Linked DNA regions of Homo sapiens: region 2 is linked to region 1. The links are chromatin loops, found by intact Hi-C in ENCODE. Cell type or tissue: Caco-2. All regions are shown on one strand.

Region 1 (2,500 bases):
AGTTGACTCTCATCCAGAAAGACCACCCAGAGGGCCTGGGCTTCTGTCACAGCAGTCAATGCATGTGAACCGCTCCTGGGTGTTCCGCCATGTGCTCTGACCATTGCATGTTTCTCTAAAGAAGCAAACAATCTGGAAAACTCATACAGACAGAAATATGGAAAAGCTCATTCACTTCCTCTAGAAATTTAACCAAAGGCACTCAGAGCAGGGAAACAGGCGACACTCGGTTCCCACCTGGCAGTTCCCCAGGGTTGGCCCAAACTCCTTCTGTGTCAACAGTAGACAAAGAAGCAAGGCGTTTGATATATTCGTCAAATTTCATCCTTCCATCCTCAAGCAGGGAGGCTCCCAGAGAGCAGTACAAAGCCTCCAGGAAGTAGCACTCCAGCAGGTCAAGGTCTTCTATTTCTCCTTCTAGCAACGCATCCAACATCTTGGCTAACTGGGTTACCTGGTTCACAGGAAAATATCTGGTTCAGCCCACATAGTCCACCCCCACAGAGTCCATTCCAGTCATAAATCCTGGGATCCCAGGTCCCAGAGCGATGGGAGCATAAGACCCAACATGTTGGTTCAGACAGATGGAACCCAGTATCTTGACTTGCACAAAAGCAAGCACGGCGCCCGCCTTGGCACTGACCAACAATGCTACTGTTCACCCTGTCTGGCATCTTCACTCCCTTTAAAACCCTACCGTGAGCTTGTCTTTAGGAAAGAATTTCTTTTTGCTAACAGCAGGGATCATTTCTTACCATATTGAGGTCTGTCTGAGGAACTATTGTCTTCAGCTTTTCTGCTTGTCTTCCATCCACAATTCCTTCCACTATCACATCCATGAGATAGGGCACATACTTCTCAAAGAGACTATTCAAATTGTATTGCTCCACCTATAAAAAAGTAGCATTCCAAAGCATTTCAAGGGTTTGTTTATTTAAATGGAAGTTAGTGGAAAGCTTTTCTTGCCCAAAGAGGGTTGAGCAACATCTTCTGATGAATGATACATTTGGCAGGTGAGGAAATCCTGATAATAGTGCCCTATATTTGCAGAGAGATTTGTCCTCTGCAATATGCTTTCATCTCATCATGAAGTGTTTCATTTCGCTGCCACAGAGTCTACCATGCCCTTGGGGAAGAAAAAGGGAAGATAACAGGTCCCATTTGACAGGAAAGAGGCTGATCATCTTAGAGTTCAAGTGACCACAGTCATCCAGAAAAGACTGTAAAGCAGTGAAGGTCCCCTCCCTATCAAAGCACCAATCACCACCAGGGATTGCAAGGGTCCTGAGACAGCTGTCTCCCACAGGACAGTGCCTCAGATGGTTCTGTCATGCTTCCTTTGTTCTTCCTTTGTTCTGCTCTTTTCTGGCATAATTATGTCCTGGTTTCCATTCACCTCCAACCTAGTAGCCCTACTAGAGACACACCCAGAACACCTGTGTTCCTTTGAGAAGGTGGTCGTAGCGTCCTAGGTGTGGTTGAGCCACAACCCGCACGTGACTGTCACATCCATCTCTGCACTTTTCACAGAAGCCTTTTGTTAAGACAACACACACTCTGGCCTGTCATCTGTTTTGTAAATAAAGGTTTATTGGTACACAGCCATGCCCATTTGTATACAAATTTCTGGCTGTTTTCATGCCACAACAGCAGAGTTGAGTAGCTGTGAAAGAAATCATATTGCCCACACAAAGCCTCAGACATTTACTATCTACCCCTCTACAGAAAAAGTTTGTCAACCTCTGGTCTAGACCAACCAATCCAATCATTACCTATCCCACTGGCTATAAACTATCTGAAATTAAATAAGTGTGTCGGTGTGTCGGTGGCTCACGCCTGTAATCCCAGCACTTTGGGAGGCTGAGGCGGGCAGATCACGAGCTCAAGAGATCGAGACCATCCTGGCTAACACGGTGAAACCCCGCCTCTACTAAAAATACAAAAAATTAGCCGGTCGTGGTGGCGGGCGCCTGTAGTCCCAGCTACTCGGGAGGCTGAGGCAGGAGAATGGCATGAACCTGGGAGGCGGAGCTTGCAGTGAGCCGAGATTGCGCCACTGCACTCCAGCCTGGGTGACAGAGCGAGACTCCGTCTCCAAAAAAAAAAAAAAAAAAAAAAAAAAAAAAAGTGTGTCTGCCATGTTTTCACTTATTTTGTGCTCAGGGACATGGGCAGGTCAAGGACAAAGTCATCGCCTTCAACTACAAACATCCCTCTGGACTATGTTATCCAACTAGCCATCAATACTAATAAATTTAAGTTCATTTTAGAAAAAAATTTCACCTTGTTTGGTATTTGATTAACCCATTTTTTCCAGTATGGTCGATATTTCAAGTTTTTAGGATCCACATAAACCATTCCACATCGAGAGACAGTTGCAGGGGAGGCATACTGTAAATCTCCAACCTGGATAAATAAAGAAAATCAATCATGGCTATAGCTATACACAAGATAAACTAGATGTTTAAGGACCTTCTCTTATGGAAAGTTTTTACAACTG
Region 2 (2,500 bases), 58 kb after region 1:
CAACCAGGCAGCCAGTCAAGCTGCAGCATGAGGGAGCATGATCCTCGTAGGACTGAGATCAGAAAGGCAGCCAGGGGCTAGAGCATGGCGGCCTCACAGAGCACACAAAGATATCTGGATTATGTTCCAAGTGTAATTAAGTCATGGGGTGGGTGGGGGCAGTTTACAACAGGGATGACACGAAATGATATGTTGTTGTTGTTGTTGTTGTTGTTGTTTTAGAGACACGGTCTTGCTCTGTTGCCCAGGCTGGAGTGCAGTGGTGCAACCATACCTCACTGTACCCTTGAACTCCTGGGCTCAAGCAATCCTCTGCCTCAGCCTCCCAAGTAGCTAGGAACACAGGTGTGCACCACCACGCCTAGCTAATTAATTTTAGTTTTGGTAGAGATGGGGGGGTCTCACCATGTTGCACAGGCTGGTCTGGAACTCCTGGGCTTAAGCAATCCTCCCACCTCAGCCTCCCAAAGTGCTAGGATAACAGGCGTGAGCCACTGCACCTGGCCTGATTTGTATTTGTTTAAGGTAATTCTGACCACCGGTGGTGGAGAATGGATTGATGGAACGTCACTGCAACAGTCCAGGAGAGGGGTGATGGCCACTTGGGATAGGAAGGTACTGGGGGGACAGGAGAGAAGAGGACAGATGGGAAGTATGTTTGGAGGACTTACTGATGTGAGCCGGGCAGGGCTGGGTGAGAGAAGAAGAAACAAGGACGAGTTTCTGGGTCAAGCAGTTGGTTTGATGTTGGTGCCATTTCCTGAAGTGGGGAAAACTGGGGGATGACTGAGTCACAAGGCAGAAGGTCAAGAATTCCACCTTGGGCAGTGGCTCACGCCTATAGTCCCAGCACTTTGGGAGGCGGAGGCATCCTGAGATGCCGTCTGAGCAAGGACACAAGCACCTCCGCTCTCACCTTGGTGATCTCCACGCAATTCCGGACACAATGGAAGCACATCTTGTCGATCTCATTTGTGTTGGGATGAAGGATGATCTCAGGTGCCGTCAGAATGGTTTCAGTGTGGAACAGAGGGACATTTCCAAGGATCAAAGAATTAAAAGACTGCAAGTTCCTAAGAGGGGTTGATGAGAAAGACTCAGAGTGTATCTCACTAGAGTGAAATACACCAAGCAATTGATGGAAATGACCAGGGCCACAAAAATCACAGGTACAGGCAATGGCACACTGTGAGGCTGTCCTAGACAGGCTGGGGTGAGTCTTACTTAAAATACTCTTTTTTTGCACTAAATTTATACAAACAGTTCATTTCCACTTTTGGAAAACTGAAGACCTTTTGGTTGGAAAATAGTTAAACAATAATGACTTCCAAAACCTGCTCAACTCTGGTAAGGAAAAAGGAGCACTCACATCCCCACCCAGCCTGCCCTACTGGCTCCATCCTTTCCAGGATGAAAGTAGATGTGACACCCAGGGATGGAACTTCATCAGCCTCCAGCCCAGTCTCCCTGCTTCCCCCTGCCGGCCCAACCCCATCCAGTAATTCACATGGCAGCCAGAGACACTATTTTAAAACATCTAGCGGGGCGCAGTGGCTCACATCTGTAATCCCAGTACTTTGGGAGGCTGAGGTGGGAGGATCATTTGAGCCCAGGAGTTTGAGACCAGCCTGGGCAACACAGCAAGACCCTGTCTCTAAAATAAAAATAAATTAGCTGGGCATAGTGGCACACGCCTGTGGTCCCAGATATTCAGGAGGCTGAAGTGGGAGAATTGCTTGAGACAGGGAGGTTGAGGCTGCAGTGAGCCATGAACATGCCACTGCACTCCAGCCTTGGTGACAGAGTGAGACCCTGTCTCAAAAAACAAAACAAAACAAAAACATCTAACTCCTCCCTCTCCCTCCTCCCGTCTCTCTCTCCCTCTCCCTCTCACTCCACCTCCCTCTCTCACCCTCTCCCTCCCTCCTTCTCCTTTTCCCTCCCCTTCTCTCTCCTCTCTCTCCCCTCTCTCTTCACCTCTCTCTCCCTCTTCCTGTTTCTCTCTCCCTCTCCAGGCTTCTCCCTTCCTCTCTCCCTCTTCCCCCCTCCTTATCTCTCTCTCTCTCCCCCTCTGCCTCTCTCTCCACCTCTCTCTCTCGATCCCTCTCCCTGTTTCTCTCTCCCTCCCTCTCCTCCTCTTTCTCCAGTTGAAAACACTCCAGCAGCCTCCCATGGCTGTCAGATAAAATGCAAGCTCCCTGCCGTGGCTTCCCAGGCTCCCTGTGACCTGATCCACCCCTGCCACCCTCTCCAGCTTCATCCCCTCCTTCAATCTCATCTTTCCTTCTTTCTGTTTCTTCCACTGACCAAAGGCCCACCTGTGGGTCTTCACAGCAGTTTTTGGCTTCCCCCAGAAAGCTCTTCCCCGTTTCAGCTCACTCCTCATCTTCAGGTCTCTACTAAAATGTGGAATTTCCGGGGTCTTTCTTGACCACCCAATTACAGCAGCATCTCCATTCTCTCCCCAGAACACTAGGCTGCTTTGTTTCTTTTACAGAAC

What was found. Hi-C counts contacts between places; a loop is a spot of excess contacts. Peaks named below come from ENCODE experiments on the same cell type or tissue, not always from the same donor. Only the 100,000 strongest peaks of a DNase experiment are listed, where the experiment ranks them.
Region 2: it touches region 1 in a loop (2.0-fold over the local background); 1 of 110 quality-filtered maps calls a loop at or near these places.

Annotation. Positions count from the first base shown.
Region 1 is chr12:123,865,857-123,868,356 of GRCh38, reverse strand. It overlaps DNAH10 (dynein axonemal heavy chain 10), which reads right to left. Exons shown (of 79, transcript NM_001372106.1): 41 at 2,284-2,406; 42 at 756-890; 43 at 238-454. Among named protein-coding and RNA genes, the nearest start is that of DNAH10OS, 68 kb to the left of the region's middle. In Caco-2, no CTCF peak of the experiment used is centred here; a DNase peak (open chromatin) is centred at 1,146.
Region 2 is chr12:123,807,370-123,809,869 of GRCh38, reverse strand. DNAH10 (dynein axonemal heavy chain 10) reads right to left here. Exons shown (of 79, transcript NM_001372106.1): 19 at 917-1,073. Among named protein-coding and RNA genes, the nearest start is that of DNAH10, 46 kb to the right of the region's middle. In Caco-2, a CTCF peak has its summit at 1,505 (motif pointing left); a DNase peak (open chromatin) is centred at 1,479.